7 separate regions of the Mus musculus genome follow, and all the other regions are linked to region 5. A link is a loop called in an ENCODE intact Hi-C map of the cell type or tissue named here. Cell type or tissue: heart. All regions are shown on one strand. Region 1 overlaps Bcar3 (breast cancer anti-estrogen resistance 3). Region 2 holds the start of Gclm (glutamate-cysteine ligase, modifier subunit). Region 3 has its middle 13 kb from the start of Arhgap29. Region 4 overlaps Abcd3 (ATP-binding cassette, sub-family D (ALD), member 3). Region 5 has its middle 18 kb from the start of Gm34050. Region 6 overlaps Abca4 (ATP-binding cassette, sub-family A (ABC1), member 4). Region 7 overlaps Abca4 (ATP-binding cassette, sub-family A (ABC1), member 4).

Region 1 (4,000 bases), 580 kb before region 5:
GGGGTAGGGATGAACAGAGTGGTTTCTTCAAAGAAAACAACCAATAGTGTCTGTTACCAAAGCAAAGATTTGAGCTGTCGGTCGAACACTAGGATTTTTGAAGGACTTGTATTCACCACCAAGAAGTTCATAGCTTATCTACACGTTCATGACTTTTCTGGGAAGATTAGTGATGACTATTGGCTAACTCATTTTGATTGGATACAAAGAGACATGTGAACATTTGAGAGATCCACCTAACTCCTTGAACCAACATTCTTCAAATATCCTACACACGACAGCACTACTCAAACTGCAAGACAGACAGATGGACCTTAAAGACCGGAGAAGAAAGGATGCCGGGTGAGGTTTCAGAGTCTAACCTCTCAGGTGAGGCACCCTCCAAGGTCTAGATTAGCATGCAGGATAGCAGTAATTATCTTACACAGTTGCTTACTAAAGTACTTCTGCCCTTTTAAACCACATACCAGTGGAAGCTGGGTCTCTTAGGCATCTAACCAAAACGATCCAGTAAACTGACCGCCAAAAGCACACCCAAGAGAAGTTGTGCTCTCTTCGGCCAGACAGTAAAGAGACTTGCAAAACGGTAAAGCAATGTGTCCTTACCCCTGGATGGGTTTGTCTTGGAAAAATGACCATCTTTTCATAAAAATATGCACTTCATATTTATGCACCGTTCATTTTAAATGAACACACTAAGGAAACATAAAATGTCAAAAAATAGAATAAAGAACATGTTTAAAATCCTCCCATTGTTGGCTGGGGGTTACCACAGAGGTCAACCACAGAACCCATGTAAAAGCTGGCTGTACACAGCAGCCTGCCTATAATCCAAGAGGCTGGGGGTCCCTGGGGTAAATTGGCCAGCCAGACTAGCCAAACCGGTTCACCAAGAGATCCTGCTTCCATATGTAACGTGGGGGGAAATCTAGGAAGACATTCAATATGTACCTTGAGCCTCTACAAGTGCATATACATATAACACATACACACATACACACACATACACACACATACATACACACACACACATACACACATACATACACACACACATACACACACATACATACACACCACATATCACCAGAGACATATGAACCCCACACATGTGGACATGCATGTACCACACACACACACAAACACATAGAACACATATCACCAGAGACATATGAACCACATATATGTGGACATGCGTGTACCACACACACACATGCAAGTAATTTCTTCATTTTAATCTCCAACACAATGATTATTAATAGTTATAGCTCATATAACTAAAGGATTTTTTAAAAAGGAGTCTCAGCCGGGCGTGGTGGCGCACGCCTTTAATCCCAGCACTCGGGAGGCAGAGGCAGGCGGATTTCTGAGTTCGAGGCCAGCCTGGTCTACAAAGTGAGTTCCAGGACAGTCAGGGCTACACAGAGAAACCCTGTCTCAAAAACACCAAAAAAAAAAAAAAAAAAAAAAAAAAAAAAAAAAAGGACTCTCAATTTTTAACAATGTAAAAAGGTCTTGACACTAGAAGTTTAGGAATTTTTCTCTAATATATTTATAGTTTGTTTGAGATAATTTGGATCAACCCACAAATTTTTAGTGTATCCATGCAGTGAACTATGGTATAAAAAAGGAAGTGTTTTAGCATGGTGGTGGCGGCGGCAGTAATATACATGCCTTTAACCCCAGCAGTCAGGAGGCAGAGGCAGGCAGGTCTCTAAATTCAAGGCCAGCCTGGTCAACAGTGAGTTCTAGGACAGCCAGGACTACACAGAGAAACCTTGACACTAAAAACCAAAGGAGGGTTGGGGTGGAGTGTTTTTTTTTATATGAGTATTATATGTATATTAGAGAAAAATGTGTAAACTGAGAGAAATGTGAAAAGCAAAAAGCAAAACAAAACAGAAACATCCCTTTAATTGCCAGGAGAATTTATTTTGACTCAAATGTTATTCACACTTAGCCATTCTGCCACTAGATGGCAGTGTTCATGGGGGTCAGAAGAGGGCATCAGAGTCCCTGAAACTGGATTTATAGGCAGGTGTGAGCTGTCTGGTGTGAGTGCTGGGAAGAGAACCCAGGTCCCCTAGGAGAGCAACAACTGTTCTTAACCACTGGTCCACGCCTCCAGTCCCCAGGGGTTTATCTTACCTGAAATTCACGGAAGAATACACTCCCCCCCCCATTCTTCTCAACTGTGACCTCACTGCTCTTCCAGTGCTCTGACCCCTCTCCCCTCTCCCCTCACAGCCAGTCCACCAGGTAATCTAGCTCTACCTTCGAGTTACTCATCCAATTCCCCGTCTTCCCCCAGCTACCTGGCAGGTCCAAACCCCCAGCCCCTATCACCTGAACACTCGTGTGCATTGTGTGCACACACCCCTCCTCCCTCCTGCCCTTTCTTTTCCTTTCTGTCCCCTAGCAACAAGGAATCCAAAGTGAACCCCAGGCAACTGTAGAGATTCCAGTCCTTCCCCTGAGGTGCAGGCCCTGTGCAACCTGCCCAATCACCTTCTTCCAGCTCTCTGTCAGTGGCTGGACCCCATAGCAGCTTACTTTGCTGCTCTCAGCAGGCCTGGTGGCCTCCCTACTGTTCTCCCAGAGCAGAGGTGTGCTCTGACCCCCATTGCTTCATTTTACCGTTTTGACCTCCTCCGCTGCCTGGCCCTTCCACACTAAAGTCCCATTCTCTGCCCAGCTCCTTTATGCTAACATCTCCCAGCTCCCTCCCTGCTAAACCTTCCCCCCTTAACTTGGTTGTCCTTCCTACGGTCACCCCGTATGCCACCTCCAGAATAGAAGGTCCAGGAATTTGTTCAGTGTTGTATCCCAACCCTTAGAGAGTTGACAAGTGGCAGATAATGCAGGCTATGAAACGACTATGTGCTGTTTTAAACAAGAGGGGACTGGGAAAGCCCAAATGTCATAAGGACATTTTCTTATAAAGAAATTCAGGTTGCGTATCTGATATCTGAAATACTTGAATGTTTTAGACTTCAGATTTTTAAAAAACCTGCACACACACACACATAAATACATATAGAGAGAAAGGGAAAAAAAAAGAGTTAGAGATCTTAGGAGTGCAAAGTTTAAGCATGAAATTAATTTATGCCCCAAATAATATTCTATATGCATGGACCGAAGATAATTTATGCAATATTTTAATAACTTTGCTTATGAAACAAAGCTGCATGGTATGGATGCTCCTATTGCGGCTCTAAGTTGATGATCGGAAAGGTTGCAGGTTAGGAAGCACGTGCCGGATCGCAGATATTCGCATTCTGGACACTGGACACTTACCCTGCACCAAAGGAAGATCCGGCTCGTGCGTTCAGCACAGAGTAACGCATAGCCAACAAGACAAGTCACAAAGAAGTATTTGATGATATATTGTTTTGATAATAGATAAATAAAATTCCTTCTGTGTGAGCGTCTTCTCAGAATTTCCCAACAACATGGATTCCCCAGCTCCCCAGCTCAAGAAATCTCTGCGTAACATGGCTTCCAGTTACTCTCTCCTGCTCCTGCCAGGCTGAGCGCACCCACTGTCCACAGGGGTGGAAAATTCTCTATCAGTCTTCAAAGTACTGATAGCTATTTTCTGCCTTGCTAAATCAAGCACCCTTCCTGACAAAGCGTCAGTCTTATCAACTGTCAGATCACAATGTAAATGCAAGTCTAGCCAAGGAAAGTTTAATGTGCGTAAAACTTCAGGCCAACCCTAATCGGCTCCACCCAAACAACGCAGACAATACGCTAGTGACAAAAGGCTCCATGACTTCACACACCTTGAATGGAGCCAACCCAGGCCCTCTTTCTGAAGTTGAACTATAATGTGCTATGTTATTACACTTCATCTTAAAAGCTCCCATAGTGTCCAGAAACAGCTATAGCCAAATGCTGCATTGCTGTGACATGGAGTGACCACTAGAGGGTAGAGTTTAATAGCAAACAACTCCAAGGCTGAACTCCTGGCCTCTTTGGATGTACTTAGAAGTGCTAA
Region 2 (4,000 bases), 360 kb before region 5:
ATCAAAGGCCTGGCCACCATACCCAGCTTAAAAAGTCAATTGTTTACAAAGTGCAACAGGATAGAAAAAACATCTCCCACATAGTATGCAAGGGTTAGTAATATCCTTTCTATGCAGCCTGTTTCTAATATGTTGAAACACACACACAAGAGAAACAGAAGCGTGTGAACTGAATGAAAAAATGCAATATTTTCCGTCAAAAAACATTGACCGCTTCTCTGATGATGATGGTTGAAAAATGCACTGAAATTCTCAAAGAATAAGAACATTAAAAACAAACAAACGTTGCAAGCTACTGCAGTGTGTTGTGGAGAGATAAGGTGCAAAGGGTACACTGAACCCAGTGCCGGGAGGAGCTACGGCTCTAAGCCAAGATGCAGAGACACCTTTGAGAGAAACAGGCCAAGTGGGCAGTTCAAACAGCGGCCCAACTCAGCTGGAAGCTGAGCACAGGCTGGGCTAGGGAGCTGGTTCCCCAATCTGACCAGTGAAGGCTCTCAACTTACAACGAAGGAGTCCAGGCGCTCTTGTAGAGCCTGCCTCACTAAAAGAGCAGAAGCCCGTCTGTCTCTGACCACTGAGACCGACCTTACAATATGACCTAACTTAGGAAATGTAGCCTTTAACCAGGATTTGTTTACCTTTCTGATGATCCAGTTGATAACAAGCATGTTGTGTGCAGAGTATTTTCATACCCCATCTTTTCCTTACCACAACTACTTGATGAGAGAATATTACTCAAGGTTAAAGTTATAGCCGGGAAAACAGTCTCAAAGTCAAATAGCTCCTAGGTGTAACTGTTTCTTTTTTAAAATGTTTCCATTTATCTTATTTATTTTTTGAGCCAGGACCTCATCACATGGTAGCCCAGGCTGGCCTCGAATTCTACATTCTATTGCCTTAGCCCACTGAGGCTGCGTATTAGAAGAGCCCACCACCATACCCAGCTTATTACTCCCCACACATAATTGCACATCTGTCTTGTTTTGTTGTTTTAAGTAGTATACATGTTCCATATTATCAATACGCCTCTGCAATGAGTTGCACGGTCCATGGAGAACCACTGGCTCAGGAATGGGCCATTAACACAAATATAACACATTTTAATTCTAGATTAATCTGTCACTTCCAACTACACATTAGGTTTTTTGGGGGCGTGGGGGTTGGGGCTGACACTGGGTAGCCCTAGCTGTCCTGGAGTTCAATATACAAACCAGGCTGACCTCGAACTCAGAGATCCTACTGCTATTGCCTCCCTAGGGGCCGGGATTAAAGGCGTGTACCACCTGCCCCTCTTTAATGGTTTTGAAGCAAATACAATGTTAACATCCAGTAAGTTATTTGTCCCAAATCCAAATTCAGTACAATAGAGAAAGCAATGTCAACAATATCAAAGTTAAACCTATTGTTAGTCCATCTACCAAACACTAAACCTTTATCTTTCCTTTACCTTGGCTAAGGGAGAGGGACGGAAGATGAAGACGCGGGGCTGCAGTGGCTCTGTCCAGCCAGACAGGGGACCCGGTGGCCCTCAAGAGTTGTGCGATCAACTCCGACCGGCGGAGGCGCCCCTCGCCCCGCAGTGGCACCTGCCAAGCCGGGATAGTACCCAGCTCACTTCGGTACCTCCGAAGCGGGTCGAGCTCCGGAGAGCCCTGCTTGTCCCCACTTCGAGGAGACCCTCGGCCCCCACCGTGCTCACCTCCTCGCTGTGCGTGGACGGGCACTTTTTTCGCAGGCGGCCCCAGTTGAGCAGGTTCCCGGTCTGCAGGTGCAGGGTGCTGGCCCGCGCCAGGAGCGCCCCGGCCGCGCGGCTGTCGGTGCCCATGGCAGCTGCCGCCGGAGGGGACCGGGTAGCGCCGGAGCCGCGGAGAGATGGCGAGCGGGCGGGCAGGCGGGCGGGCGAGTGGGCAGACGGCTGCCTCGCAGGGCGCGGCGGTGCCCCAGGCCCCAGAGGAGAGCGCGAGGCTGCCGACTCCGCGCGGCCACAGCCCGGTGTGCGCTCGGGCCCGAGGAGGCCGGGCGGCGACGGAGAGGCGGTCCCGGAGGGAGGGAAGGAAGGGAGGGAGGCGCCGGCGCGGACGGTCGCTGCGGCTTCTGCGGCCGCCACCGCCGCCGCCGCTGAAACGAGGGAGCTGTTTCCTGGAAGACAATGACTAAGCAGAAACCTCACCCGAGAAAGTGCTTCGTAACCGTTACTCGTCCCGCGGCGGGCCAGGGGCGGGGCGCAGGCCCGCGGGTGACTGGCCCTCGGCCTGCGGCGGGCGTGGCGCCGGGCGGCCGGGAGCGGGCGGCGCCGCGGGGGAGAACAGCGCGCGGACGTGCGCCCCCTGCCGGCCAGAGCGCGGCGCGCGGCCTACGCCGCCAGCGCCTCGTGAGAGTTGACGGTGCGCCCGGGAGCGCCGCTCAGCCAATGGCCGCCCGCGCTGCGGCCCTGGACACGCCCTCTTCGAGAGGACCGCCGGAGGTCCATCCTCCCAGGCCTTGAGAGCGTGCCTGCTTCTGTGTCTAAGGAGCTGATGCGATGGCGCGAGTGTCTCATTGCCCGCGCCCCGCTCTGTTTTTTAAATTTATTTTTATTTTTTCCTTTTGCTTTGCTTTGCCCAAGAGTCTTTCCCCCAAACTGATCATTCTTCTTCCAGCGTGTTGATTTACCTATTTGCTGGTGCTGTATGAAACCAGAGAGTACAACTTTAATTTTCCCCTTTCAGAAGCCTAATCCTTCGAGAGAAAGGCCTCAGCCCATGAAACATTAAACAATAAAAATACCACGGGGCAGTTAGTTTCCAGGTCAGTTAAGCATAAGGAACAGATGGTAACAGAGAACGTTTTATGATTCACACTTTTACAAGTTGTTCGTGATTCTTCCCCATTCCCACTGGAGATGGCTGGGTATAATAGCAAACTGACCGTTTATTAAAGTTTTACCCAGGAAACAAACTTTTTAACAAACCAGTCAGGTATGTTAGAGCCAGGTGAGATTTTCATTATAAGGCGGCAAAATCTTTTCAAAAGAAACATGAATCTGAGTTGGTAAACTACTAAGAAATAGGAAAGGCTGGAAGATCGTTCCAGAAAAAGTGAGGCTGGTGTTGGGTACATCTTTGTGCACATCCAATGAGCAAGAATCCATGGAGAAGAGGTTTCCCAGGAGCAGCCCCTCACATGGCCTTACTTAAATATAAACAATTGATTCTTCTGATGAATTTTTTATGGTCATTGTTAGACTTTTGATTATATTCTCTTAAAAGTCCATGTAAATATTTGGTTAAAACTTAGTGGTCGCCGGGTGGTGGTGGCACACGCCTTTAATCCCAGCACTTGGGAGGCAGAGGCAGGTGAATCTGTGAATTCATGGCCAGCCTGGTCTACATAGAGAGTCCCAGGACAGCCAGAGCTAGGTAGAGAGACTCTGTCTCAAAACAAACATACAAAAATATTGTTTATTTGTGTGTATGTGTGTTTTCTTCCATGAGTTTATGGGCACCGTTCAGGGCCCCTGGAGGCCACAGGACATCAGATCTGCCGTTGGGTAGGTAGTTGTGATGAGTTACTAAGAGAAGGTATGGTGAGTCCTTAGTTCAGTACTTGGCTTATAATAAATGTTCAGTAAGTGAGAACTACTATTTATGGTGCTGGGGTCGAAGGCTTACACATGCGTTCTGACAGTGGGCATCCCTAGCCCTCAAAATTGTTGTTGTATTCTACTCTCTCCTGTTATAACCTGACTATCACAGGCTGGCACACTCAGGAGTGCACGGAGGACTTCACGTTGTTTCTGAGATGTACATTTGTAGACCCTTTGAGACCACACGTGGTAGCACGCGCCTACAATTCCTCCACTCGGCAGGCTGAGGCAGGATCCTCGGAGGGAGGATCAGGAACCCAGTGTTAGCCTGGGCTGTGGAATGCAAATACCTACTTTAAAACAACCAACGGACAGGTGGGCGGAGGAACCTAAGCGCTGTATTTTAAACTCTTTACTGGTTCATATTACAGG
Region 3 (4,000 bases), 69 kb before region 5:
TATGCTAAATATTTATGGATAAAATAACATGATGTCTATGGTTTATGTCCAAATAATATGAAGGATTGAATGAAGAGGGGTAAAAAATAGAAGACTGGTCAGGCTTTGTGATACATGCCTACAATCCTAGATAGTTCAGTTGCAGGATAATAAATTCAGCAATTTAGCAATTCAGCAAAATCAAAGATATACCTTAGAAGTGCTCAGTAGTAAAGCATGCCCAGTATGCCTGAGGTCCTAGGTTCTACCGCTGGTACTGGGAGGAAAGGATGGTCATAAATCAATATACTGGGAGGCTAAGGCTGGGTATGGAGGAATTTTTTATATTATTTGGTCTATTTTCATACATGCTTGAAAATTTTCCATATTAAAAATTATTTTGTTTTGGTTTATACCAGGTATTTTGGGGATCTCATGAGTCTCCCTACCAGTCTGACTCTGATATTTCCTTTCATTCTCTGCTTCCCAGTTTCCCTTTGGAAGCCAGCTGGTATGCACAGGACCAAGCACATTAAGCAAAAACCTGAGAGGTGAACTGTAAACAAACCTATATAATGGTGTGTCTGAAAGTTCCTGGAACTCTGCTTACCCTTTTCCTAGTACTTTTAAGTGGGCTGAAGAGATGGTTCAACAGTTAAGAGCACTTACTGCCCTTGAAGAGGACCAGGGTTTGGTTCCCAGCGTCCCAGATGGCGGCTCACACACATCTGTAACTCCACTTCCAGGCGATATGTTACCTTGTTTAACCTTCACAGACTCCTGCACACACACACATGTGGTGCACAAACACACACTCAGGCACATACATATACATAAAATAAACATCCCAAAAGTATGTTAAGTGTCCGTTATCTCTCAAAAAGGGAGGCTGGTATTTAAAAACTTTCTCAAGAAGACACACTGACATGTCTTAAGAGAAAGGTTATTTATTACCTAAGGAGGTAGCTGCACCCGATGTCTACTCGGAACAGGCTCATTTCCTTATCATCCCAGTAATAAACAGAAACAATAAAATCTTAATACTCCACTGAAATCTTTATTATAACAGAATGATCTGCTGACTGGCCTTGTTTCTTTATCCACAAATATTTGTGACTCGTGATCACACAGGAGGTGAGTGGGAAATTGAAAAAACAAACCAACAACCTACTCAAGCAAAGGAAACAGCGCTGAATGCTCCAAAGCAGAACTGGATCGGCGGCATCCTGGTATGTAGTGGAGATAACCTTCAATTCTGCCCAGAAGGGTCCTAATACTTTGTATGTACTGAAAACTCAAATCTCCGGGTCTTCAAACTCACAGAAAATACTTCTTCTAAGAAATCTGTTCATTCTTTCCACTAAAATTAACCATCCCTCTACTTTCCCATAGGACATTCAACATACTTCTTTCTTTCAATGCATCCATAACTTTATGCCTTGGGCTCTATTTCATATTGTCTATTGTTACTCAATAAATGAAAAAGTTCTACAGGGCTCTATCTAGCATGATGGAATGTCGTTGAATTTTCTCAGTGAATGCTGAGTATTTTCTCAGTGTCACAAGATTTAAAAAAAAAAAAAACCCTTCCACAAAGCTTTCTGTGTAAAAGCAGCCTTTACAATGGAGAGATGCTGGTATCTGTGCTCTATTTTAAGAGAAATGGAACTAAACAGCCAATATATATGTGCCAGTGTTTTCTTCTCAGCAGAAGTTCCACTTTCTGCTAATTTGGGGATTGAAACCTTTTCTATCTGGGCCTAGCTTACTGGCATTCACTCTCAAGCTTCTCCAATCATGAGACCAGAGCTACAAGCTCTGTATGGGTATTGAGGCTTAAGTGTCAGGGCTCCTTACTTGCACAGTACTTGAAGCATTTCTAAGTAGGCACTTCTGGCAAACTGCCTAAAGAAATCACGGAAGAAAATGACCTAAATCTTGTGTTGGGTTTTATTCCTTTTAACTATTCCTTCATATCTAAATCTGAATTCTCTTTTTCATAGAGAGGTAACCCTTTGCCCAAATTCAATGAGACGGCAACATGAATTCCCAAATGAGAAAAGAAACAGGTAAACAGATCCAACTCCACTGTGGTCTTTGAACTTTCGAAAAATGCATAACATTTCCCCTCCCCTCAAGATACATGTTATGTGTCAGAACATGTTAAAGACCCCAAAGAACACTGTGTGAAACCCAATCCTTGATCGCCACAGACGTAGAGTGGTTTAAAAAAAAAAAAAGTGAGATAAACTCGGGGTACTGTCAAAAAAAAGGCTCCAAGACCAGGAGCCTGGAGCAACTTGGTTTTGTGGAAACAGTTTCCATCAAAGACAAAGTCCTGCGGCATTTTCAGCAATAAAACTTTCAGGGACAGGCTCCCCTGGTGGTAACTGTAATCTCTCAGTTTATCAATTCCTAGTCTGCAAAGCGCACGGTTTACCCTAGGGCCACAGCTGGAAAAAGGGCGACCAGAGCCCAAGGAATGCAAGGAGGAAAAGTGACAGAAACGCCTGGGAAGGGGGGCAGGGCAACAGAGGGAAGGGGGGTGTCTGCCAAACAGGTCAAGAAATGCCAGAGGAAAAAGTGAGGACGGGGCCGGAAAAGTTCCTCACGGTACCCCAGCCTCTGCATCTGTCACAGTGGAGTTTGTGAGAACGCCCACCAAACTTCCTAACGCCATCCCGGCAGGAAACCCAGACGTGAAGACCGGAGGAAGAAAAAGCGATGGGGAAGCTCTCGGAGCCCAAGTGCCTCAGGCAGGCGGGAGAGGTGGCTGGGAAAGGGCCCCGGGCTTCAGGTCGCCCGCTGCCGAGACCTTGGAGGAGGACGGTCAGTCCCGCGAGCCGCTGCCGGACGGACCGACGGCGCCGATCCCCGCACGGGCACCGGGGTCCGCAACGTCCCTCCCCGCGCCTCAGAGCCCTTCGTCGCCTCCTGACTCTCACGGGTGGAGGGAATTTCAAGTCCGGAGTACCGGGCCCTGCCCGCAACCGCCACCGCCCCGCGCCTCCCGGACCCCCGACCCCCCAAAGCGCCTGCCAGCCCCGAGGCACGGCGGGAGCCCGAACCGCCACCCCTCAACTCACCGTGGGGCTCCATCCCGCGTCCCGGACGCTTAACGCTCACGGCCGCCACCCCGTCAGCCGGCTGGAACTCGCCGCCCCCATCCCCCACGACTGGCCTGAGGACGCCGGTCGAGGATCCGCCGCCGCCACCGCCCCTGCAGCTACCGCCACGACCGCGCCAGCCGCGGACGCGACGCCCCGCCCCCTGCCTCGCACCCCACGCCTCACGCTTCACGCCCTCCTCCGCCCGCCCTCTGGAGCCCAGCCCATTGGCCTGCGCCCTAGGAGGCGGGGTCACCGCTGAAGGGGCGGGTCCATAACAGGTGCGGGTGGGGCAAGGCGTGCTCAATTCCTCTTAGAGGGGCCTTGACCTGACCAAGGTCCCAAAGTCCCAGGGTACTGGTTGCCAATCGGACCCACCAAGGGAATTGGCACTCTTTCTTAGCTCCATATGGGATCCACTCCTCAGTCCTGATTTAATTGCCATTTTTCAGGAGGGTACTGTGAATACTTTCCGGTCAGGGTTTTAGTCTTGAGCTTGTTTGATTGGCTTTCTTGCTCCTCCATCCTTTCTCACTTTGAAACTTTCCTACTCTTCTTTCTTCAGCTGTCATTTTCTGAAAACGAAATTACTTAATTACATCAGCTATTATGCACAGTATCTGGCTACATAGATGTGTTAGATAAGTATTAATTAACTACCCATCCCTCTAATCATACAACATACTTCTTACCATCAAATGCTCCAGATAATAGGACCATTAACGTGGTTGGTGGGGATACGCAACAAGAAAGCATGTTGCTAGATGTTAGGTTATATATCAAATATGGGAGGGAAATGTTAGAGACTGTTGCTCATTTAACTTACACTTACCTGTACCAAGAATGTCTTTCCTGCTGTTGATGCTGAGACATAGTTCTCCCTGGATATTGACAAACAGGTAAACTTACAGAAC
Region 4 (4,000 bases), 110 kb after region 5:
GATCAGTCTAATACAATTTTGAAAAATATTGGCACATATATTCATATACATTGTACTAGCCATAAAAGGTGAGTCAGAAGGGAGATTTCAATGTTTAAAGCAGTTGTTCTGGCAGTTAGAATGAAGCATGAAATGTCCACTAGTGGATGCTTCACGAAAGTGTTTAGTGCCTGGAAGAATTGAAGCTGACTGAACTGTTTTGAGGAGATTCTTGGATGTCCATTAGATGTTAAACTTGTCAGATGTAAGAACAGCCCCAATTGAATGGCATGTTCAGGTAAACAGTTTTGATTGGGGCAGAGTATGAGAGGTATGTAGAAATTAAGGGTGTTTTGGGGACTCATCGAAGCTTCTTAAGATGGCCAGTGGCTGTGGGGTCATTTATGGAGTTACAATGTATAGAAGACAGAAGTATAGTTTACAGCAAGGCGAGCTGATAGCTTGTGTACGGATTGCCCTTGAGACACCTGTAGATGCTGGGGTGAGGGTGCACGCTACATACTTGGCAGTGATACATTGTATCCAAAACTGATGAGACTGGAAGTGTAAGTTTAGGATGAGACGAGCTAAGGAAGGAACCTAGAGGACTGCTAACATTCAAAGAGTGTAAAATAGCTCTGAGAGTTGTTGTGGACTAGAGAGAGAACACTAAGTTGGGTTCCAGTGGAAGAGTGTTAGGTAACAGAAGGTAAAGTCCACTAGAAGTTAGGTGGTCAGTTGTTGGGGACAGAGCTATAGGAGTTGGGGGATGACAGTAGAAGAAGTGTAGAGACTAGCATGTGATCTTCCAGGAAGAAAGAAAAAGAGAGAGGAACAAGCAAAGCTCAGCCTCTCTGGGTTCAGTTACTTACAGACCTGCACGTAGATTTTATTACTGTGCCTTTGAGTACTGTGCATCATTCTCCTTCATTCATCGCAGGGCCCGGCAAGCATGATGGCCTACTTGCTTGTTTCTGGGCTATTCCTAACTCGACTCAGAAGACCCATTGGTAAGATGACAATTATGGAGCAGAAGTACGAAGGAGAATACAGATACGTGAATTCACGGCTTATCACTAATAGGTAAGGAGAAACATTTTAGAATAATAATGAAATTTTATTTTTGTGGATATTGATGTCATTTATAGTGACTTGAGATTCTAGCAATATAGGTACTAAATAGTGTGGACTTTTACTTGTTTTGGAAATAAGCATTATGAAGAATGTTAGTTTTATAAAGTAGAAATCCTGCATGCTTCAAGTCCTCTTTATTGGCTGTGTAGTTTCCTTGATTTACCTCTTCATGCTTTTTATTGACTGATTTTCTGTGAATTTTATTTTAAAATTTAGTCTTGATAGTATTCACATTTTTGTATGTATTCAGTGAAACTTCTGCCTTAAGTTATCCACAGACATTTTAGGTTGTGACTGTTTTGCAGTGTTCAGTAATTCTGTCTTTCCAGACAGTTGTTGTGTGGGGAGAAGGAGTTCTGGGCACTGAGCCTTAGGACCTCTCGAATGCAGGCCAGAACTGCGTTCTGGACAGTTTTGAGATCTGAAATAGGAAGAAAGAAATGCAGCCGTTGAAGCCATCCGTTTTCGTTTCTGTGTCTACCTATGCATTATAAACTGATTTTAGCAACTTATCCGTAGCTGCTTTTCTTGTAGATGGACAATGAATTGTTACGATGATGAACTCTGTGCATGCCCTGGCTCAGGTTTTCATCAGTAGCTAAGGTGCTCTGTAAAGTTTCTGTGCCTAACTGCCAACTTTAAGTCAATTTTGAGGGTCCTAGTACTTACTGTAGCACTGTGTAGGCTGCTCTGTAGGAAGCCACGGAATTACTTAGGGGGTCATTCTTTTCATAGTTCACCTTTCCTTCCTTATATTGATTTTTTTATGTAGAGTTTCATGCTCTAGGGAGGCAGGGGCATAGTGGCTGTAATTAGGGAAAAGGTGTTTGTGGTATGCTTTTACTAGAAAACGGCACGTTCCCATAGTGGAGGCATTGGCTGTGTCATGTAAGGACCCTTAGGACAGTGCAGATGGCACAGCAGGATTGGAGCTGTGGCTCCTGCTGGTATTCTCTTGGCTCTACCCTGTAACCATCTCTTTCCTCTGGTTAACTCTTGAGATCACAGAATGGCAGCAACCTTCACCACCAAAAACAAAAAGAAGAAACTGCTTCTTGCTGTTTCTTTAAGAGACCCTCCCCTCTTCCCTCTTCTCTTTTTCCACCATCCTACTCTTTCCTGGGTCTTACTCTTTCTTTCTTTGTCTTATTATGTAACCCAGGCTGGCTTTGAACTTGCGATTCTCCTGCCTTAGTGTACTGAGGTTTTATGTATGCACTTTGATTATATTTCGGGTGCACCCGGCACAATGGTGCCCATGTGGAGGGCTCAGCTCTCTCCTGCCACCTTGTGGAGTTCTGGGATGGAACTGGGTTTGTCAGGCCTGCATTGCAGTGCTGCCTAGCCCTTTCACAAGCGCCCACATACATCCTTAATGTGTCTAAGCTGTGGTGTCTAGGCTTCTATATAGATACTTTACACACTTTCTGGTGTTTTAAGAAGTACGTTGTGGGGGCTAGACAGATGGCCCTGCAGTTCAGAGCATCTGGATCCAATTCCTTAGTAACCACATGATGGCTCACGGCCATCTGTAACTCTGTAAGTACGTTGCTTGGGCAGTTTTCATCTTACTTACAGGACAGAGAGACTATAAACTTTAGGTTAGACAGGAGCGATAATTTTAGATTCTGAACTTTGCTTGTTATGTGAATTTAAAGAATTTACATAAATTACATTTGAGCTTTCTTCATCTGTATGGCACTGTTTTCCCACTGATGATCTTTGTGGCCCTGAGGGCCCATTCCTGCTCTCGGGGGACATCGTTGTGAGGACTACTGTGGTGCTGGGATAAGAACAGCTTTGGTGCGTTTAGACCTGGTGGCATGGCAGCACTGTCACAAGCTGTGGGGCAAAGCATCATTTCTTGTATTTTTCTGTTATTTTCTCCCTCTTTATCTGGTTTAGGTCTGTAATTTAACTCATGCTCTATAATGTCTGTCTCAGCCTAATCTTTCTTTCTATATAATCTGCCTTATTTACAGTTTGTGAATATTTGTTCACTGTGTCTTTAACAGCCAGGTTATATACAGGTAGGTTGTAGTCCAGTTTGTGATACACTCAGTTGTGTACTCTTGCCCTCCTCTAAACTTAGCTAGGAACTTGATCACACTCCCTGGCTTGGCCTGTGCCAGATACTCTCTTAGTAACAAGATGTTCATTTATCATTCTCTTGGTTTTTTTATTATTGAGGAGGGCCTGCTACTGAGTGGTTTTGGTGGTCAGAGGACAGATTCGTGGAGTTAGTTTTTCCTCCCAGTCTACTGTAGGCTTAGACAAGTGACCTCAGGTTGGCAGGCTTGCATCTTACCCCTGAGCCATTACACTGGCCCAAGATGCCCACTCATATGCACAGGTTCACTCATTGAATACTGTGTTTCACTTACATGTCAGGGTGAGACAGCATTGACATTAATTGCTAAATTATTTTCTCTAATAGTGAAGAAATTGCCTTTTACAATGGGAATAAACGGGAGAAGCAGACAATCCACTCAGTCTTCCGAAAACTGGTAAGATAAACACTGGACGGGCGGCCACGCGGGTTTCTCTGCCTTTACATGTGGATGAATAATGCTAAAGATATATTTTAAATAGCAAATCTTTATACTGTGTTTTAAACTAAAAATGAGTTTAAAAACTATTACATTAGCATTAAATTCTCCACTTATAAAATAGATTTATTTACTAAAATATCTTGTTCATTTTTGTAGTGTTTGCTATAGAACTCTCGTTGGGTTTTTGATTTAATGGTCCTTACAGATCAGTGGAGACTTTTGTAGAGTAAGGTTAGCAAGATTTTTCTGTGAAGGACGGGATAGTATGTACATATTTGCATTTTAAGTTTCCTGACCATGTAGTCTCTGTTGGATATACAATACATACATGAGTG
Region 5 (4,000 bases):
CTTAGCTTTCCCAGCTGCTGGGACCTAAAGAATGTCAGCAATTCTCCCCCTCCCACACAGCCACTCTGGAATAATTAGCTTTACTGCTCTTTTTTTTTTTTTTTTCCCACAAGCTATTACCTTAATTATTTTAATTAGATTGTTCATGCACTTAAGCTGCTCACAAGCACTTTTCTTTTTATGGTCTATCAATAAACAGAAGAGGGAAGCTACCATCTTGGAAGAAGCCTGGCAGTTCTCACTAGCAGGGCACGGACACAAGCCTGAAAGCTCATTTTCTACACGAGTCTGAAAACTGCCCAGCATCCTGGAACCACTTTCGCAGGGCGAGCCGAGAAGCTCCGTGGGTCCCGTGTGCACCTTCTGTGGTCACGGCCAGTTGAAATCCGGGGGGGGGGGGGGGGGGGGGAGTGCCTAACCTGTTTTCAACATGGTCCTCTGCGGAACTCTCTGCAGTATAAACAGCCAAGGTTTTGGATGGTCCGTTGGGTTAGTTCCCGGTGTGATTAAGACTCCCCGTACTTGGCATTTCTAAGCTATCTAGTTGATTGCTTGTTCCTCCATTTACTTGTCGAGTGACCTTGAAAACGGTTTAACTTCTCAAATTCTCCATTTACCTATCTGTCAAATAAAGGTAAGAGACACAAACCCGTAGAGTTATTTGAGAAGTACACGTGTCACGGGGCTTCCTCTCCCCTCCGCTTGCTTTCTTTTCTCTTCCCCTTCCCCCTAGATTTCCTAGCAAATTTGGAAGAGATGAAACCGGGCTCTTTCAAACTTCAAAGTCACCCTTAAATTTATTCTTTCCGTAAATGCAGATGTGAAGGCTGGCAGGTGTTGATCGGTTGGGAGAGTGCTCGCCTACTGGGCATGAAGCTCTGCATCTGGGCCCCAGCTTGGTGGAAACTGGTCACCATGCCTTATGATCGGGGACTCTCAAGAGGTGGAAGGAAGCAGGGGAGTGAGACGTCCAAGGTCATCCTTGGCTACAGAGTGAGCCAAGATACATAGAGAGATAGCTATTAATAGATGGATAGATAAATGCGTACCAACAAATGTGACCAAGTGCGGGTTGAAAAGAAATTCCGAGGAATTCTTACTATTTGAATGGATTTGTAGTGGAACACTTGAAAGACTATGAATTCCTTTCTCCTCTGTTGTTCTCCCCAACCCCCGGCCGTGTGTGTGTGTGTGTGTGTGTGTGTGTGTGTGTGTGTGTGTGTGTGTAGTGTAGTAGTGTCTAAGAGGAGGTTTCCCCATACTGCCCAGGCTAGGCCTGAACTCTAAGTTTCTTTTCCCAAATGCCTGTCATGAGCCACCATACCTGGCTTCATGATCCCCACAGCTCTGCACACTTGGTGCGTTGAGTGGCTCTCAGCCTGAGTGTTCTCTGGGAGGAGGTTTGGGTGAGTGTTCGCTGCAGGCCAGCAGGCTGCTGAGGCTCCACCTCACAGCATTAGCCTCAGGGTGGGAAACAATGGGCGTAAAGGTTTGCTGATTGATCTAAGTCACTTATTTGTAATTTAGTATGTAAAGATCCTGCTGTGAGCTTTCCTTTGAATGTAGCCAGCCCAGGACTTAAAGGAAGCTTCTCTGCTTCATTCACTTCCGTTTGACCTCTCCACTGCTCAGGTGCAATGGAAAAGAAGCCACAGCCAGGAAAGACAGATTTCTTCATGACCACCCCTTAACACAAGGTTTCTTTAAAGCACATGCCAAGAATCCCATTTTTTCCCCCTACAAGGTGGGCTGTTAATACTCCACTGGTGTACTGTCATCATATCTTTGTTCAATCGTTAAAAAAAAAATACATATGTTTATCCTGGGGTGCAGGGCACGTTTGTGTCACAGGACACTGTTGGTTGTCAGAGGGTAACTGTGTGAGTTGATTCTCTCCTTCTCTTTTGTGTCTAGATCAAATGCAGGGTTGTCGGGCTTACAGGGCTGCTGGCTCAACCTGCGGAACCATCTTACCGGCCCTTTCTGTCCATCTTTACTGAGTTAATAAAAGCAGAAAACTGTTCTCTCTAATGCCTATGATTAGTTGTAGAAAAGGAAAAAAGTGATTTGATCTAGGTTTCAACGGAAATGTTTACAGTTGACCTTATGAACTGCTCATGCTAAATGGAGTAGCTGTAGTGTTTTTAGTATCCTTAAAAGGAAAACAACAACAAAACAACAATAACAAAAACCTGCGATGGAATGGCTCGCTTATGTGTTCAAAAGGAATCCTTTGGCGCCATCTTGTGGATATTTTGGTGTAACGCACGAGACCAAACTCGGTGGTTTCGTTAAAGTCTTAAAAGAAATCTTCCAGCGCCCTCTTCTGGCACATTGCAGAACAGCGAGAAAAAACGCAGCGCCCACAAAAATCTTAAACCAGGGCAGCCCAACACCTGCCCTGTGTCCTTGATTGATTGATTCATTCATTCATTCATTCATTTTGGATTTTCGAGACAAGGTTTCTCTGTGTAGCCCTGGCTGTCCTGGAACTCACTCTGTAGACCAGGCTGGCCTCGAACTCAGAAACCCTCCTGCCTCTGCCTCCCAAGTGCTGGGATTAAAGGCGTGTGCCACCTTGGCAGGATTTCTCAACCCTGACACTATTGACATGCGAGGCCTGATGGTTCTTGTTTCTGGGGACTCTCATGTGCACTAACCAGTAATTAACAGTATGCCTCCGTAACACTCAAAAAATGCCCCCTCCCCTCCCCAGTCCACAGAGACTGAACCCCCAACCAAAGAGCAAGTGGGTCCTCTAATAATTGGGGCAGGGGTCTGTCTCTGACTTGGACTCTGTCACCTGCCTTTGGATCTCTTTCCCCTAACTCGGCTGCCATCTCTGACCTCAGTGGAAGATGTGTTTAGTCCTAAAGTGACTTAATGTGCCAGGGTGGGTTGGTACAGGGAGTGGGGCTCCCTTTTTCTAGAAGGGGAATGGGAGAAGTGGGAGGGAGGGTGGGACTAGGAGGAGAGGAAGGAAGGGGGCTGGAATCGGAATGTAACATGAATAAACAAACAAACAAACAAATGCCCCCTCCCCCATTGCTAGATGGATGCAAGGCAGAGGACAATGGGGAAGCCTGAGAAAGGGTACACACCGTGAAACAGTTGGATAAAGAGCAAGTTAAAGTAATGTTAGAATTTATATAGCTTTCACTTTCCTTATTGTTCTAAAATGGGGTGTGTGTGTGTGTGTGTGTCCAAACATGAAAAGCTGTCTTTACAAAGTTACAGGATCACTGCCTAGAAAGTGCCACAAACCCACCTGCTGACACACCTCTCCAGCTAGGAGCATGCCGCTCACAACCACTCTGATTCCTGTACAAAAATCTATCCTGAGTGTCCCTGGCTTTTATGGTTGCACCAAGAAATATGAGTGTCCCCAGGAAATTAAGACACTTCTTCTTATGCCTTTCAGCCCCATCTAAAAATGTCTCCTGCTCTTCTCTAAGTTTCTTCTCAGTGTTTGGTGTTACCTCAGTATTTCTACCTTTTCTTTTGAGATCCATCATCTTCTAAAAGCCTTCAACAGTACCCTCACCAGGGCTGATGTGGAATCCTGTTATAACAATACAACCTGTGTGGTTCATATTTTATCTCCCTTGGCTGTCCCTTCTACTCAATTCCCCCTTTGTCATTACCAATAATAGTTCATTTATTGCATGTTTCCCAGTCATCTAATATATATCCCAGGCACAGTTTTAAATGCCAGGGATAGAAAGTTGACCCCTCCCCCAGACCCTCCTTATGTAGTCCAGTAGTAAGACCAGAGAAATTATAATGTGTTCTGTACAGCAAGTGATAGAATGAGAGGGTTAGTGAGTGTATAAGGGAGTCTGAAAGAGGAACTAGGTGGGAGGAGAGTTTGAAGTAAAGGTTACAATTAATCTGGGTTAATTAATTGAAAGATGAATAAGAGTTTGCCAGGCAATGAAATGGCGACAAAAACCCTGTGCAGTTGAGAGTCCTTTCTCTCCCCAGCCCTTACAATCCTTGC
Region 6 (4,000 bases), 240 kb before region 5:
CCAATAGTTGACTGTGAGCATCCACTTCTGTGTTTGTTAGGCCCCGGCCTAGTCTCACAAGAGACGGCTATATCACGGTCCTTGCACCAAATGCTTGCTAGTGTATGCAATGATGTCATCGTTTGGAGGCTAATTATGGGATGGATCCCTGGATATGGCAGTCTCTTGATGGTCCATCCTTTTGTCTCAGCTCCAAACTTTGTCTCTGTAACTCCTTCCATGGGTGATTGTTTCCATTGTTGGTGGGATTGCAAGCTTGTACAACCACTCTGGAAATCAGTCTGGGGGTTCCTCAGAAAATTGGACATAGTACTACCGGAAGATCCCGAAATACCTCTCCTGGGCATATATCCAGAAGATGTCCCAACCGGTAAGAAGGACACATGCTCAGCTTGCTTTCTTATAGAACTCAGGACCACCAGCCCAGGGATGGCACCACCCACAATGGGCTGTTCCCTCTCCCATCGATCACTAATGAATAAAATGCCCCACAGGCTTGCCTGTAGCCTGATCTTACGGAGGCATTTTCTCAGGTGAGGCTCCCTCTTCTCCAGTGGCTCTAGCTTGTGTCAAGTTGACATGAAACCAGCCAGTATACAACAGGGGTTTCTGACAGATATTTTGTTTTCCTGTGGTGCTGGGGGCAGAACCCAGGGTGATGGATGGGCCAGGCAAGTGCTCTTCCAATGAGCCCCACCCCTGCCCAGGAGTATCTCAACTCCAGCTCACTTACTGATGAAACAGGATGTTGTGTTGTGGACACATGCCCAGGCTCTGCCGTACTACATCCAGGTTGGTTTCAATGTCTTTTCCCCCAATGAGCACAGTTCCTGACGTCGGTGGCAACAGTCCTGTCAGGATGGACCTGCCGAACACAGGGTTAAGTGGCAGAAGAGATGGTTGTTAGAACTCACCAGGGGATGAGGGTAACCCCATACAGGGTCAGAAGGATGCTTGTAGTGACACCTGCCCTATCTCTCTATCAAACTCAAACCTGATGTAGCTGAGGGGCCCAGAACATTTCCACACAGGGTTTACTTAGCACCAGTGCCTTGCTTCAAGTCCTAGTGCCTAGACCACAAGGGCCTTCTTTCTCTACTTTTTATTTCCAAGTGTTCCTGGGCCAGTATCAAGAGCCTCGGGGATTCCCAGACTCAGACACCCCACCCCATCATCACCCAGCCATCATTGCAGCGGTCAGTTGTAGTGCCCACTGGATGGCCACTGTGGTGGTCAGTTGTGGTGCCCATTATGACTGTCTGTCAGAGTGATATTCACGGATGTGGTCAGCTACAGTGTTCACTGTTGTTTTACTCTGTGGTCAGCGGTAGTGTCCACCGTGAAGGTCTGTCATAGTGGTTGCTCCGTGGCTATTGATGTGGCCAGCCATTGTGGCCACTGTCGTAGTCACAGTTGTGGTCAGTTAAAGGGATTTAGGACCCAGCCCCACTGCTTTGCCTGGGCGTGCAGCCCTTGACAGTGGAGAAGCAGGGTTGGTGACTCTCCAAAGCTCAGTTGATGCCAGTGAGAAGCTGGGCAGCCTGTCTGCTGACTGGCTAACACAAACAAATTCGTTTGGGAATTCCAAATGTAAAAATGTGAACAATGTTGTGATTTCTCTTTTCTTTCTTCAATTATACAAAACATGTCTCCCACCTGCTTGGGTAGTTGTCTAAGTTAAGTGAATCGAACATGCTTGAAAAACAAAACAAAACAAAAACAGGCCCCAGCACAAAGTGAAACTTAAAATGTTATGCTATTCCCAGCATTAGGACAGCGCTTGTGTTCCGACCCCAGTGGAAGTTTAGTTTCTGCACTGAGTGAAGTAATGTGTTTGTCTTCTAGAGGTCCTGGGGTCTCGAATGGAGTTTCCTGTCCTCCCACCACGTGAGTTAGCAAGGAGATAGCCTTAGGATGCCACGCCCAGTTCTGTCCCAAGTTCTGATAAAATCGCATGCTATCTGAACCTGTACTTCGAAGCTGAAATGTTGATCAACCACTAGAGGGAAACAGTACCAAGCCCAATGGCACCAGCCCCGCATTCCATTCCCATTGAAAGGCCCGGGAGCACATTCCGGAGCAGGGTGTACACTGCTGTTCCTTCCCGGGGCTCTGCAAGCCAAGGATTTGATGGCTGCTGTCACATGGCTTGTTGACCCCTACCCCTCCTCCACCGGCCCATCGGCCCATCGGAGGTCTGCACCGGAGCCCTGACTGCCTGTTCTCAGCAGGTGGCGCTCGCACCCCTTCCAGAACTAAAGGATGGATGGAGGAGTCCACCCAGAGCCTCAAAGCTTCCTGCCCTTGGCCTTCTGCCAGGCAGCGAGTCTACTTCACTGTTCTCCCTACACTTTCTCAGAAAGGTAGCCATCCCATCAGAGGTCCCACACCAGCACTAAAGCATCCTAATTATTAATTGGTAGGAAACGGAGTGCTACATAAAAATAGCCCGGGGACATGGGCAGCCACGGCTTTTTATCCTCACCGTGGGAGGTGTGTGTGAGTGTATATGTTTCCACCGAAATTCAGTAAGGAAGAACAGAGTGGAGTTATTGGGGAGAGAGAATGAAGCCGGGGAATGATAGGATGGGAGACAGCCTCTCTGGCAGAGAACTCACAAGGTGGTGGTCTTTCCCGCTCCGTTGTGACCCAGGAACGCCGTGATTTGGTTCTCATAGAAAGTGATGTTCAGACGGTCCACAGCTGGCCGGCCACTGGGCTCAAAAACCTTCACCAGGTTCTTCACACACACACCAGGCACCAGCCCTGGAAGCTCGCGTTCAAAAAAGGAGTCTTGGAGGGAAAAACACATTGTAGAAACACCACATGTTAATGACGCCGTGCTTCATGAACACACTGCTTCCTTCAGACCTGTGCTCTGGCTGTAACTTCACCTGCCCATGTGGCTGCAGCTTTGTGAAGAAGATCAAAACAGGAGTAGTCATAGTTGCACTGGCCATAGATTTCACACTTACTGTGAGTTAGGCACTGTTTCCAATGTTTCCCAACAAATCCCTCACTTCACACATATAGTCCTATAGGTAGATATAACTAGGCTCTTTTCAATAGGTTAGAAAGCCCAAGACTGAGAGACATCAAGTGTTCTATCAAGGCTACATGGTGTACAAGTGGCAAGTATGGGCCCAGGGTCCATACCCATCTGAAATAGCTCCTGTCTATTATTGAGTTAACCCCGAGTTCCGTCTTTGCTTCAAGGCTCAGTCTATCGGATCTTCATAGGTTTCTGGCACCAGCCCTGACTCCTCAAGCCAGGACAACCTACTCTTCCTCATCGTAACTCCTTCCTCCCCATGCTCCGTGCCCTTTCCAGTATCAACCAACCTACTCTCCCCCTCCCCGTGACCCCCCACCCCCCACCACAGCATCTTTTCCGAAGTTCACTTATAGAGTCAAGATTACTGTCAGAGTATTAAGTCTAATTAACTAATGGTCCCTTGCTCTGTCCCCAACTCCCGTTGCATTGTCTGCCTGTGTCTCCTGGCCACAACTAAAGCTGAAATGGAACCTTATCATACCACTCTGGGAGGAGGATCTTCTAGAGTTACTTTAGCCTGCAAACCAGCTCTGTGAGGATTCAGGTCTCCAACATCAGCTTTGCAAAGTGGTACCTGAGGGGCGCCTAGAAGCTGGACCCTCTCGTGCCAACATCAGGCTAAATCGGAGTCTGTGTGCCTCTCTAAACCCAAGCCATGCATACAGTCAGGGATGAGAAACATTAGGAGAATTAGTTCAAGAGTGAGGACAAAGCAGCAAAGGCCAGGGAAAGGAGTCTTATGTACCCTGCCCATCAGCCCGGGCGTGATTAGGTAACTTCCACCACCAGGAAAGGCTTTTGATGCTTGCAGTGAATGGGCTCTGGGTTTGTAAACCTTGAGTGAAGTGCAGTCAGCTCTGCTAGGCTCTTTCCCCTTACGGAACTTATTTTTGTCTTTCCTTGTAGCTCATATCCGCTTCAAGTCCCAGTGACCCAAGTCATTGT
Region 7 (4,000 bases), 250 kb before region 5:
GTTTCTTGCGTTAGTGGATGTCGTAGGTCAGTCAGTCCAGGACCTTGGGGAAAAGCATCCACTGTGTAGATTGCCACACAGAAGTGGCTGACAGGATTCTAGGTGGTATTAAACCACCATCAAAATGAAGTTATTTTTCCTGTTTTCTAGAGCCCTCCCCTCCCCCATGTGCTCACGCGTTCATCTAATCCTCCACTAGGTCAAGTGGCAGCCCCTGAGTGGCCGCAGTGTGCCGGGGACTGTGGTAGGGGCTCTGCAAGTGTGATCCCACCCCTGCTGCTTTCACAAAAGCCAACTTTACCAAGAAAGGGAAGCTAAGAAAAGTGGACCAGCTTGCGTGTGGCTGGGCTAAGATCAGATCCTGCATCTGACCGTACGTGCGTCTATTACCTGTTTCTCAAATTGGCCTGAGTACCAGGGTAGCAGGCTGCAACAATTGCAGATGCCTGAGAAAGTTTGTGAGGAATTGTTTTCTAAAACGTCTACCAGACATAACATTCCCGCTTTATCTCTGTGTAGAGTAGAAGTCAGGGTTGGGGCGCATCCATATCAAGACCCCGTTGAAGAAATGTTGGAGCAGGAAGGGACATCTGTAGCTCTGACTCTCAGAGTCATTGCCTCTCTCACTTTTCCTTCACCTCCTCTGGACTAGCTCTTTCCTTCTGCTCTTACTCCTGGCTAAGAGGGAAGGTGCTAAACGAGGGTGAGTGGATGCGAACACATGTATATCTATGTGTACATATGTGTATAAGCATGTGCATGCACTTTTTTGTACAGGAGAGGTGTCTATTACAGAGATGGGACATTCAGTTTTGCTCAGGAGATGTGACTGCTAATGAGGAAAGGCAGGGGTGACATACACTTGCAGACTTGCTCTGCCTCTTCTAGGACTTCGAGCATCTTCCTAAGGACCATAGGCCAAAGGTGCTCTGAAGGTAAGTTTCTAAGTGAGACAGGCAGCTGTGAGGTTAGAATTCATTTAGGAAATGAATTCCTGTGCATGGAGGTCTGATGGTTTCCTTTCTCAGCCCAGATCCTAGGGAGTCAGGGATATCTGCAATGTGGCAATGTAGCTGTCACCCAAAGGGACAATCTATTGCCTGAGCAATATAAAGAGCAGGATTGACCCAGGACCCCTTCCTTATGAGCCAGCAGCTGTGATACATGCTATGGTAAATTTAGTTGTCTCATTATGTCTTCTTCCTGATGCTATTGTTGTGGCTTTCCCCACGGGCACAGACTATGCAGAAATCAGGTGACAGCCCCCAGTCTCTGTTGATGATGGGTGCTGTCTGTGACAGCTAAGTGGAAGGGTTATGCAGTCACTCTGGAAGTCTTCCCTGCACACACCTGAACCATCTGCTGCGTCTTTTTCTTCATTCCATCTACTCTACTGCCTAACAAGATCATTTCCCACACTCTACCTGGAGAGTTGGAGACCTGTGGGGCTCAGGACAACAGAAAAGAACTTCATAGCCACCCATGTTAACTTTCACACAGCTGAGAGGCAACCTGCATCCTGGCTCAGCCACGGTTAGGTTAGGATTGCCATCATTTGAGCTGCCTCTAGTCCTACATAGTTCATGACCACATTATTTTTTTGAATTCTCATGATAATGCTATAATTAGGTGTTGCTCTTCTCAACACCAGGAAAGAAAATGAAGAAGGCTTAGAGGCTAAGAAACAAACCATGCTTCCCTAACTCCCATGCCTGAACCCTTCTCTTACAACACATGGACTCTGGGAATCATCCACTCATTGAGAAATAATAAGAGAAACCATCCAAGGCAGGCTCTGTACAAGTAACCAATCAGAGAAAAAGCCAGGCTCTCCTGCCCTTGAAGGCACTCCCTAAAGCCTCCATGGGGATTTGTCTATAGCATAGAGCTCTAAACAAAGCACTGCTCAGGTATCATCAATACCACTCTTGAAAATGATAAGTTGCTGGCTGTGTGTGTTCATGTGTGTTATGTACATAATCCTTAGGCACATAGCTTATTTCCCATCCTTCCTGCCCTATTCCACCCTAGCCCTCCTCTCTTCTCTTTGGAAAGCACAACTCCTTGGCTGCTCCAGCTGGGCCAGAACTCCGAAGATCTCCACAGATAGCGTCTGGTACACAGGCCAGCATACCTGTTTCCCTTCTTGTGATGAGTATCAAACCCAGGGCCTCATCACTGACAGTCCTCCACCGAGCTCCACCAAAGCCTCCACCGTAAGCTTAATTAAAGCTGTTAACCCATATGCAAATATTTTAACACTTGACCATACATCACAACATTATTTAACACGGAGAGAAAAAAGAATTTAAATCGGAACGATCAACCATGGGAAATAATTTGAAATCAATTGAAACACAGGAATCGTCTGCAGTTGTTAAGATGGGGCAGGTACCTGTGGGGGTGGGAGCCCTCCAGCACCCTCGGGGCACTCGGGCAACATGGTGAGCTTCTCTCTGGTGCTGCACTTGCAGGAGGGAGAGGGGTGGGCTGCTGTCCATTTCTGCTTCTGGAACAGGTGGGTGATGTTCGGGGACACGGAGGGCGTCTTCCAGGAGGTTGCATTAATGCATGGGTACTCCCTCATGGAAAATGAGAAAATATCCCACAGTCAACCCCACTGCTTAATCCCCTCCCTGCTGGGAAAAGGGAATAGCTGGTGGCTATCTCTTCCTCTGCCTTTCTCTTCCTTGAAGTCAGGAATTTCCCTCTCGGGGATTAGAGTCTACTTAAGGACTATCAGAACTGCAGCCAGGCTAACAGAGCATGGGCTAGGGACTAATCTGTGGACTTTTTTTTTTTTTCATGACTAGTAGCTCTTGCTGTTGAGAGATGGAAAAAAAATAACAGGAGATTCTGAAGTGTGTCCATGTTACTCTTTAGCGGTAGCTTTGGGGAGGATTGGATGAGAAAAGGTGCTACAATATACCAAGCTCTGAACTCCTGGTGGATTTCAACCATCTTCCACAACTCTCTTTTCCAGAGTTACAACAATGATGGAGAGCTGGCCATAGAAGTAATTCCTGCCATTTAAGGTCCAATTATATAACATCACATCCTTCATCTTCTCCATCCCTGTTTAGTTGTTTGGGTTTTTTTTTTTTTCCCCAAATGAGTTTGGGCAAATACAGTCAAACAATAGAATACTTCTACATTAAGACACAGAGCTGTCAAGGATGGAGGCTTCCTAGCACCAGAGGAGAAACTGGGTAAGAGCCTATCAGACACACGGTCATGACCCAGATACCACAGAGCAGGATTGAGGGGTCTTTCCCGACACTTCCTAGTTGGCTTTTGGGTCTCCTAGGGGAGCTGTTGGTGTTAGCTTGGGACTTACGGAAGCCACTCTTCCTTTAGACAACGGTTGCCAAAGCCTGGCCTGTTCAGAAGGACATCTGCCAGTACTTCAAGGTGTTCATTGTTGGGTTCGTCCATGCTAGAAAGACAGAGAGGCTCACCTGGTAGTCAGACTGGGACAGAACGCACAAAGCACGCTAACATGTACGTAAGCGTTTGCTGAATGTGTATTCCATGTCAGGCATGCTTGTGAGGCACTGAACACCGACTTAGAATGGTTGTGGGGCTCCTGGAAGTGGGGTAGCCTACCACACACACCTAGACGTCTGATAGCAAATCATCTGTGCCTCAAAAAGATGGAGCTTCAACCCCCTTTCCCAGGCTTCCCATCCTCATTCCTTACCCTCCTGCCTTCCACTGGGTACCAGATTGCTAAGCAGTAGCTACTACATTAGCTTCCCCTTTAAGAGCTCCACCAAGACTCTTTCCACCTTGGAGAAGATTCCAGGGAAGTAGGGAGATCAGGACCCTTCTAGCAGGCATACAGTCCAGGCATATCACATGTTAAGGGATAATAATGATTCCTGGGATGAATCTACGCACCTGAAGAAGGTATATTGATGCCCATACATCCAGGGATGAAGAGTCAAAGCTGGAAATTCACCAAACGGAGGCACAATGATTGAAAGCATCAGAGCCAAGA

What was found. A loop is a pair of places that touch in the nucleus more often than their neighbours do. Peaks named below come from ENCODE experiments on the same cell type or tissue, not always from the same donor. Only the 100,000 strongest peaks of a DNase experiment are listed, where the experiment ranks them.
Region 1: a loop joins it to region 5, with 4 times the contacts of the local background. A loop is called at or near these places in 5 of 42 quality-filtered maps.
Region 2: a loop joins it to region 5, with 2.3 times the contacts of the local background. A loop is called at or near these places in 6 of 42 quality-filtered maps.
Region 3: a loop joins it to region 5, with 6 times the contacts of the local background. A loop is called at or near these places in 18 of 42 quality-filtered maps.
Region 4: a loop joins it to region 5, with 3 times the contacts of the local background. A loop is called at or near these places in 3 of 42 quality-filtered maps.
Region 6: it touches region 5 in a loop (6-fold over the local background); 27 of 42 quality-filtered maps call a loop at or near these places.
Region 7: it touches region 5 in a loop (7-fold over the local background); 33 of 42 quality-filtered maps call a loop at or near these places.

What each region holds. Positions count from the first base shown.
Region 1 is chr3:122,466,180-122,470,179 of GRCm38, reverse strand. The region is part of intron 3 of Bcar3 (breast cancer anti-estrogen resistance 3); the gene reads right to left. Among named protein-coding and RNA genes, the nearest start is that of Gm34349, 12 kb to the left of the region's middle. In heart, a CTCF peak has its summit at 1,971 (motif pointing right); no DNase peak of the experiment used is centred here; H3K27me3 peaks cover 2,777 bases.
Region 2 is chr3:122,243,814-122,247,813 of GRCm38, reverse strand. Gclm (glutamate-cysteine ligase, modifier subunit) reads right to left here and starts at 2,257. Exons shown (of 7, transcript NM_008129.4): 1 at 1,703-2,257. The coding sequence starts at 1,828. It overlaps Gm46822 (a long non-coding RNA gene), which reads left to right and starts at 3,442. Exons shown (of 6, transcript XR_001783970.1): 1 at 3,442-3,943. In heart, CTCF peaks have their summits at 1,542, 2,177 and 2,376 (motif pointing left); DNase peaks (open chromatin) are centred at 1,673 and 2,273; H3K4me3 peaks cover 2,817 bases; H3K27ac peaks cover 3,299 bases.
Region 3 is chr3:121,952,470-121,956,469 of GRCm38, reverse strand. It overlaps a transcript of Arhgap29 not described here. Among named protein-coding and RNA genes, the nearest start is that of Arhgap29, 13 kb to the left of the region's middle. In heart, a CTCF peak has its summit at 2,354; DNase peaks (open chromatin) are centred at 2,649 and 3,249; H3K4me3 peaks cover 2,473 bases; H3K27ac peaks cover 1,573 bases.
Region 4 is chr3:121,776,617-121,780,616 of GRCm38, reverse strand. Abcd3 (ATP-binding cassette, sub-family D (ALD), member 3) reads left to right here. Exons shown (of 23, transcript NM_008991.3): 9 at 920-1,062; 10 at 3,551-3,620. Among named protein-coding and RNA genes, the nearest start is that of Abcd3, 37 kb to the left of the region's middle. In heart, a CTCF peak has its summit at 2,403 (motif pointing left); no DNase peak of the experiment used is centred here.
Region 5 is chr3:121,883,376-121,887,375 of GRCm38, reverse strand. No RefSeq gene overlaps it. Among named protein-coding and RNA genes, the nearest start is that of Gm34050, 18 kb to the left of the region's middle. In heart, no CTCF peak of the experiment used is centred here; DNase peaks (open chromatin) are centred at 1,365 and 2,295; H3K4me3 peaks cover 443 bases; H3K27ac peaks cover 1,837 bases.
Region 6 is chr3:122,120,424-122,124,423 of GRCm38, reverse strand. It overlaps Abca4 (ATP-binding cassette, sub-family A (ABC1), member 4), which reads right to left. Exons shown (of 50, transcript NM_007378.1): 19 at 2,619-2,793; 20 at 734-865. The region is part of intron 2 of Gm40138 (a long non-coding RNA gene); the gene reads left to right. Among named protein-coding and RNA genes, the nearest start is that of Gm40138, 4.0 kb to the left of the region's middle. In heart, a CTCF peak has its summit at 2,190 (motif pointing right); a DNase peak (open chromatin) is centred at 2,113; H3K4me3 peaks cover 738 bases; H3K27ac peaks cover 3,458 bases.
Region 7 is chr3:122,137,006-122,141,005 of GRCm38, reverse strand. It overlaps Abca4 (ATP-binding cassette, sub-family A (ABC1), member 4), which reads right to left. Exons shown (of 50, transcript NM_007378.1): 28 at 3,901-4,000; 29 at 3,338-3,436; 30 at 2,396-2,582. Among named protein-coding and RNA genes, the nearest start is that of Gm40138, 13 kb to the right of the region's middle. In heart, no CTCF peak of the experiment used is centred here; a DNase peak (open chromatin) is centred at 5; H3K27ac peaks cover 1,455 bases; H3K27me3 peaks cover 905 bases.